2 separate regions of the Homo sapiens genome follow, and region 2 is linked to region 1. A link is an interaction called in ENCODE POLR2A ChIA-PET data of the cell type or tissue named here. Cell type or tissue: IMR-90. All regions are shown on one strand.

Evidence for each region. Peaks named below come from ENCODE experiments on the same cell type or tissue, not always from the same donor. Only the 100,000 strongest peaks of a DNase experiment are listed, where the experiment ranks them.
Region 2: POLR2A ChIA-PET joins it to region 1 with 12 read pairs; 1 of 35 experiments calls an interaction of 5 or more read pairs at or near these places.

The regions. Positions count from the first base shown.
Region 1 is chr1:179,075,993-179,079,992 of GRCh38, forward strand. It overlaps FAM20B (FAM20B glycosaminoglycan xylosylkinase), which reads left to right. Exons shown (of 8, transcript NM_014864.4): 8 at 1-575. Among named protein-coding and RNA genes, the nearest start is that of TOR3A, 4.1 kb to the right of the region's middle. In IMR-90, a CTCF peak has its summit at 3,355; DNase peaks (open chromatin) are centred at 1,579 and 3,359.
Region 2 is chr1:179,491,182-179,495,181 of GRCh38, forward strand. AXDND1 (axonemal dynein light chain domain containing 1) reads left to right here. Exons shown (of 26, transcript NM_144696.6): 19 at 357-556; 20 at 1,674-1,770. Among named protein-coding and RNA genes, the nearest start is that of NPHS2, 83 kb to the right of the region's middle. In IMR-90, no CTCF peak of the experiment used is centred here; a DNase peak (open chromatin) is centred at 2,350.

The sequences.
Region 1 (4,000 bases):
TCTAGCAAGAAAAACATATTTATTTTGACAAAGGGGAACACTGACTTTCTGAAGGATTCAGAAAGAACCTTAGTGAAAGGTTCTCAGTCTCTGAGAGTGGACCCTAATTAACATAAAGACCATTCATCAGCGAATAACTACTGAGCAACTCTAGTGTGCCAGCACAGGCCAGACATACTAGTGAGCCAGGCACATCTGGCCTTGGGAAACTCATCCTACAGGGGAAGGCCAGTTTTTTTCCCTTCAATTCCTCAAGTCTGGGTGGTGACAAGGTAGGGGCTAGGTACTGGACTACCACAGGTTTTTAGGAACTAAGGTGTTTCTCATAAACACAAAATGTTGGGTGAAACTGGGAACAACTACTCAGAAGCTCATTTATTTGCTTAAATGGAAAGTGTGGGAGCCACTACCCTCTCTTTTGATCTGCCAAGGATTTCCTCTCAGAGCTGTTGCACAGACAGAGATTGTACTTGGTAAGATACCAAACAAGACAGATATGGATCTAAATTTCTAATGTGTTCTATGGGTTTCAATTCTGAAAAAAGAAAATGAATAAAGATTTTAATAAATATTGATATCTGATCTTTTCCTCTTCTTTCCCCCTTCAGGATATTTCCAGTGGTTCCTATTTCAGTTCCCTTCCTGTTAGGGGACAGAAGAAGATTACATCTTTTGTGACCACTTAAACTTCCACAGGGATAGTTTCACAGTACCTGGTGGATTAGACCTTTAAATTTCCTCACCAGTCTTCAAACGGTTCATACTAGATTGTAACTATACCAAAATTTTCTATGGGATCATTGTTAGGTGCTTTTTGTATATTTAATAGTTAACTCCATTTTTGCAGCTTCCTTAGAGGTAAAGAATTATGAATCCTGAAGAACTTGTCAGCACACTACAAAAAAGGCAGGAAGAGAAGGCCAGTTGCCCTAGTAGTACTTCTTAGGACACCTAGATTTTTAACTTTTGAAATAGAATCCAGCATCATAAACCTCAACCAGGTAACTGAGCAAAGCTCTTAAGATTTTTATTGGGCCAGGCACCATGGCTCATGTCTGTAATCCCGGCACTTTGGGAGGCCAAGGCCCGTGGGTCACCTGAGGTCGGGAGTTTGAGACCAGCCTGGCCAACATGGTGAAACCCCTTCTCTACTAAAAATACAAAATTAGCCAGCTTGGTGCATGCCTGTAATCCCAGCTACTCTGGGGAGGCTGAGGCAGGAGAATCGCTTGAACCCGGGAGGCGGAGAGCTGGGATTGTGCCATTGCACTCCAGCCTGGGCAACAAGAGTGAAACTCAGTCTCAAAAAAAGAAAAAAAAAAAATAGCTGGGTGTGGTGGCAGGCGCCTGTAATCCCGGCTACTCGGAGGCTGAGGCAGGAAAATTGCTTGAACCCAGCAGGCGGAGGTTGCAATGAGCCGAGATCGTGCCATTGCACTCCAGCCTGGGCAACGAGCGAAACTCTGTCTCAAAAAACAAAACAAAACTATTTTATTTGCAGCATATTTGTGCTAGTTTTTGTCATTTGTACATGAATACATGTGGGAGGCTAGTAGAGCCTGGTCTGTGTATCTCACTGACTCACCACATACAAATTCTTTTCCAGGCTAGAGTTCAGGATTCATTTGCTTCTCAAGCATATCAGAACGACTGGTATTAGAGTTTGAAAAAGGTAGCTGGGAGTAGGGAGGGCGGGGCTCTGTTACTGGGTAATTTTACCTAGTATGTTTGCTTATTAGACTGATTTTTAGCAGTCGTCATTTTGTAAAATAGATAGGAATGGTCATAGCCACTGGATTTCCATGGGTAGGGTTTTGTAAGGTAAGTTGCAGTATAAGCCCCAAGGAATAATGGTATTAAATCACAATTTGTGAGATATTTGGTCTGTCATCAGTAGATCTGTGGGCCATTGTGCTGCAAGCTGTGGTATACCATTGAGATGATAGTGACTGTCTTTTCCCTCAAAGAGCCTGCAGTCTAGACCTGGCAGAAAAAAAAAAAAAAAAACTGCTTGTGAGGCACCAAGTCCCTCAGGAATTATATAAATTAATTGCAGTGAGAATAAGAAACGGGAGAGGATCATGGAGGTGGGGATTGGGAGGGATTGGGTTAGGCAGTACCTACATTGAAAAAGTGGAGATTGATCCAGGCTTGACGAGAGGTGTGTATAGAACCCCTGACTCCGGAAATGCAGAACTATTTGCTTAGTGGATACAGGGCCTTCTGGGCCTGTATTTTCAGTATCTGGGTCACCAGAAATATCGCTTCAGGGGTTTCTCATTGTTCTAGGAAATGTTTGTGTGCCCTGTCTCTTGAGGACATTCTCAGTCCACCTCAAGTGCTGTGTAGATGTTAAAGGAACATAGATGAGCTGGGAAACATTCCTGTAATGTTTCTCATGCAGGGTTATTTAAATATGGAGACTTGCGTTTGTTTTGTTTTTGAGACCAAATCTCACTGCAGTGCCCAGGCTGGAGTGCAATGGCGCGATCTTAGCTCACTGCAACCTCCGCTTCCCAGGTTCAAGCAATTCGCCTGCCTCAGCCTCCCGAGTAGCCAGGACTACAGGCGCATGCCACCACGCCCGGCTAATTTTTGTATTTTTAGTAGAGACGGGGTTTCTCCATATTGGCCGGGCTGATTGGTCTCAAACACTTGACCTCAAGTGATCCACCTGCCTTGGCCTCCCAAAGTGCTGGGATTACAGGCGTGAGCCACCGTCCCAGGCCGAGACTTGCTTTTGACCCAGTGTTTCCAAGGCAGATGGTTCTGATTGCCTTCAGTGGGGTTGGGAAGATGTCTGTTGTAAAGCTAGGTCATACTCAGATGACATCAATAAAGGTGTTGTGTGCCAATTTTGCCTTAGGCTTTTTTTTTTTTTTTTGGATTGACAGTCTTGCTTTGACGCAGGCTGGAGTACAATGGCACAATCATCGCTCATTGGCAGCCTCGAACTCCTGAGCTCAAGTGATCCTCCTCCCTCAGCCTCTCAAGTAGCTAGGATTATAGGCGCGCACCACCACACGCAGCTTATTTTTTATTTTTATTTTTGGTAGAGACAAGGGGTCTAGCCTTATTGCCCAGGCTGGTCTGAAACTCTGGCTTCAAGCCACCCTCCTGCCTCAGCCTCCCAAAGTGCTGGGATTACAGGCATGAGCCATGGCTCCCTGCACAGAAAGACCTTCTTAAAGTGCAGGTTTTGATTCAGTATGTCTGGGGCCTGAGATTCTGCATTTCTAACAAGCTCCTGGGTGATGCCAGTGGTGGGGTTCTGGAACCGCCCTTGAGTAGCACCGTAATGCTTGCTAAAGAATCATAGTTGTCTGTAGTTTTCCCAGCAGCCTCTAGATGTCCCCGTCATCCATGAGATACTGCTTCCAGAACTTTAAAACGAGCACAGCCTCCAAGGCCTGAGACGGAAAGGAGTATTTATTGAAATACTCAAGAGACGTATCTAGAAACTGGTGTTTGGATTTATTGTTTCTACACGGGACTGACTCTTTGGTGAAAAAGTGTTTACCTCTTTTTTTTTTTTTTTTGGAAAAAAACGGCCAGGCGCAGTGGCTCACGCCTGTAATCCCAACACTTTGGGAGGCTAAGGCAGGCAGGCAGATCACCTGAGGCCAGGAGTTCGAGACCAGCCTGGCCAACATGGCGAAACCCCGTCTCTACTAAAAATACAAAAAAAAAAAAAAAGCGGGGGCGTGGTGGTGAACGCCTGTAATCCCAGCTACTTGGGAGGCTGAGGGGGAAGAATCGCTTGAACCGGGGAGGCGGAGGTTGCAGTGAGCCGAGATTGCACCACTGCACTCCAGCCTGGGCGACAGAGCAAGACTCCGTCTCTAAATAAATAAATAAATAAATAAATAAATAATAAAAATGTCTTGAAATCAAGTTGGTTGTCGAAGAACTTCCCAGCTAACCTACTTTATTTACAATGGGATGCTAAATCCAAGTCAGAACATCTCAGAAATGAGCAGGTAGCCCTACATAAAAGTTC
Region 2 (4,000 bases), 420 kb after region 1:
GGCATGGTGGTCCCAGCTACTCAGGAGGTTAAGATGGATGGATCACCTGAGCCTGGGGAGGTCAAGGTTGCAGTGAGCTATGATTATGCCTCTGCACTCCAGCCTGGGCAACAGAGTGACACCCCGTTTCAAAAAAATTAAATAAATAGATATCAATAAAAAGAAGAGAGTAGCTTAGTGTCATGTAGTGAGCAAAAGAAAATAGGGTCATGCTAGCTGATGACTTGATTTCATTAAGAATTATAATGTTGAAAGTTGGACACAGGCACGATCATTTCTATTTTAAAATTTGGTGTGATTTTTACTGTTTGATTTATTTAAAGTGGGTCATTTGTATTATACTCATTTTTTAACAGATGGATGAGTTACATATATCTATGATCCAGTGGATGGTAAACTTGCTGATTTTAATGATACCCAACTTTACTGACCAAGACTGTCTCCTAAAGTTGGAGGAGGAAAGTGCTGAGAAACATGATATAGGAGTTGCGCGATTGGAGCTAGATGCGATTGAACTGACAAGGAAGTTGTACCAATACTCCAGCTATTTGAGCAGGTGAAGCGGTTATTTTATTGTTGCCCTTTTGAAGAATTGAATGTCGCATATAACAGAGAAGAGACAGTGAAGTAGTAGCAATAGGAGTTATTTTAAAACCTTGAAAGAAATACTAGTTCAGTTTTTCAACTAGCTTTAACACTGTGAGCAGTTATAATATGAGATTTTGGTTTTTCTTTTGAAAACTGTTGGCACGGGCAGGATGAGAAGTGTGTGTATGTGGGAGTAAGAATTAGGAAAAAAGGACTCACTTTCTTGCATAAATAAGACACATCTTACACTTTTACACATACTGGTGAGGGAGTGGATTTAAGAAGAATATTGTAGTTTCTTGTGTACCGTCATGTATTTTTTTAGACAGAGTTTTCTTCTGTCACCGAGGCTAGAATGTAGTAGCGTGATCTCGGCTCACTGCAGCCTCCACCTCCCAGGCTCAAGAGATTCTTGTGCCTCAGCCTCCTGAGTAGCTGGGATTTACAGGCATGCACCACGATGCCTGGGTAATTTTTGTATTTTTAGTAGAGGTAGAGTTTTGCCATGTTGGCCAGGCTGGTCTCGAACTCCTGATCTCAAGTGATCTGCCCACCTTGGCCTCCCAAAGTCCTGGAATTACAGCCATGAGCCACCATGCCCAGCCCTGAATGTATACTTTTATGTGCTTCACTAAATGCCAACCAAAACTTCTTTTTACAAAATGGAAGAAAAAAAAAAACAACAACCCACAAACCCTTATATCTGAAAAGCTAGAAGATTTCCACTGAATAAAGATGAAGTCTGGAAAATTGTAATCTATTAACTGAGATGCAAGCTTGATGCTATCATTACTTTAAATTCAGGAAGTAGCTTTTGCATTCTAAGCAAATTTTCCCTTCATTTCAATTCAGTATTACTAAGGGTCAAGAATAAGAGGGATGGAAGGGAGAAGGAGGACAAGGGTAAGAAATTGAGGAGACAAATTATTCTCCTTGGTGAGTCAGTAGCTGAATTATTATGGTGAACTTCCACTTTGTCTGGATTTTTAAAATTTTAAACACTTAGAAGAAGAACCAGCAATAAATAGGTTATGCTGAGTGTGTATTTGCTCTTTTTCTTTTTCTTTTTTTCCCCCTTTTTGCAGTTGTTGCAAAGGGATGGTAACAGCAATGGCTCTGAGTAAATCCACTAACTCACACAAAAATGCTACTGAAGACCTTTATGAGGTGGATAAGTTGAAGGTAATAACTCTGTCTTCCCCTTAGTTTTGTTTTTGTTTTGTTTGTTTTTATCAGATTTTTGAAGTTCAATTGATGTACAACAAGCTCACATATTTAAAGAATACAATCTTATAAGTTCTAAAATATGCATATACTCATAAAAACAATTAATAAAAATGAAAAATAGGGAACATATCAAACACACCCAGAGTTTCCTTGTACTCCTCTTTTATTTATCCTTCCAGCCTCATCTTGTCACCAATGTCTGATCTACTAACACCAAAGATTTTTTTTATTTTCTAGAATTTATAAAAATGGAATTATAAAGAATATACTTTTTTTTCTCTGACTTATTTCACTAAGCATGATTACTTAGAGATTCACACATATTGTTGCTTTTATCAACCACTTATGCTTTTTAGTGCTGAGTAATATTTCATTGTATGGATAGACACAATTTATTTAGTCTCTGTTGTTATGCATTTGAATTGTTTCCAGTTTTAAATTATTACTAGATAACTTCAGTGCATATTCATATGTAAGTCTTTGAATGGATGTATACTTTCACTTCTCTTGGGTTGATATCTAGGAATGGAATGGCTGAGTCACATGGAATGTGTGTGTTTAACTTTTAAAGAAACGGTCAAACTGCCTTCCAAAGTGGCTAATGGGTACAAAAGTGCAGTTAGGTAGAAGGAATAAGCTCTAGTATTCATTAGTACATTAGGGAAATTATAGTTAACAATAATTCGCTGTATATTTCAAAATAGCTAGAAGAGAAGAATTGGCTATCTCCAACATAAAGAAAAGATAAATGTTTGAGGTGATGGATACCCCTGTTACCCTGCTTTGATCTTTACACATTGTACACATGCATCAAGATATCACATGTACTCCAAAATATGTACAAATATGATATATCAATTTCTTAAAAGGTGGTTAAACCATTTTTACACTCTTGCCAGCAGTATCTGAGAGTTCCAGTTGCTTTACATACTCACTGACACTTGATATAGTCAGTCTTTTTAAAATTTTTTTTGAGATGGAGTCTCGCTCTGTTGCCCAGGCTGGAGTGCAGTGGCATGATCTTGGCTCACTGCAACCTCTGCTTCCTGGGTTCAAGCAATTCTGCTTCCTAAGCCTCCTGAATACCTGGGACTACAGGCGTGCACCACTATGCCGGGCTAATTTTTGTATTTTTAGTGGAGATGGGGTTTCACCGTGTTGACCAGGCTGGTCTCAAACTCCTGACCTCAAGTGATCCGCCCTCCTCAGCCTCCCAAAGTGCTGGGATTACAGGTGTGAGCCACTGCGCCTGGCTGATATAGTCAGTCTTTTAAAATTATACATTCTAATAAGTGAGTAGTGGGATGTTATTGTGGTTTTAATTTGCATTTTCTTAATGACCAATGATGTTGAACTTCTTTTCATGTGTGTATTTGTAATCCATGTATTTTCTGTGGTGTAATGTCTGTTCAAATCTTTGACCCGTTTAGTATTGATTTGTTTGTTTCCTTATTATTGAGTTTAGACAGCTGTTTTTTTTCTCGATACCAAGTCTTTTATCAGATACATGATTTTAAAATATCTTCTCTCAGTCTGTGATTTGTCTTTTTTTTTTTTTCCTAAGATAGTATTTTACTATGTTGCGTAGGCTGGACTTGAACTCCTGAGCTCAAGTGATCTTCCCACCTCAGTCTCCAGAGTAGCCAGGATTACAGACATGAACCTCATGCCCAGTTATAGTGTCTTTCAAAGAGAGAAGTTCTTAATTTTGATGAAGTTCAATCTCTGATTTTTTTTCTTTTATAGACCTTGCTTTTGGTATTCTATCTAAAGAAATTTTTGCATAACAACATCATAAAGATTTTCTCCTATGTTTTCTTCTAGAAGTTTTAGAGTTTTAGGCATTATATTCAAGTCTATGACCCATTTTGAGTTAACTTTTAAAAATATGGTGCTGGGGTTGGATTCAAGTTCATTTTGTGGCATTTGGATATCCAATTGTTTTAGCACCATTTGCTGAAAAGGCTGTACTTTCTCTATTGAGATGCCTTTGTATCTTGATTGAAAACCTTTTAACCATATATGTCTTGGTATTATTCTGGACATTCTGTTGTGTTCTGTTGATCCATTTGTCAACATTGTCACCGTCTCCAAACTGCCTTCATTACTATTGTTTTGTAATAAGTTTTAAAATCAGGTAATATAAATCCTCCAAATTTGTTTTTTTTCAAGATCAGGCTATTCT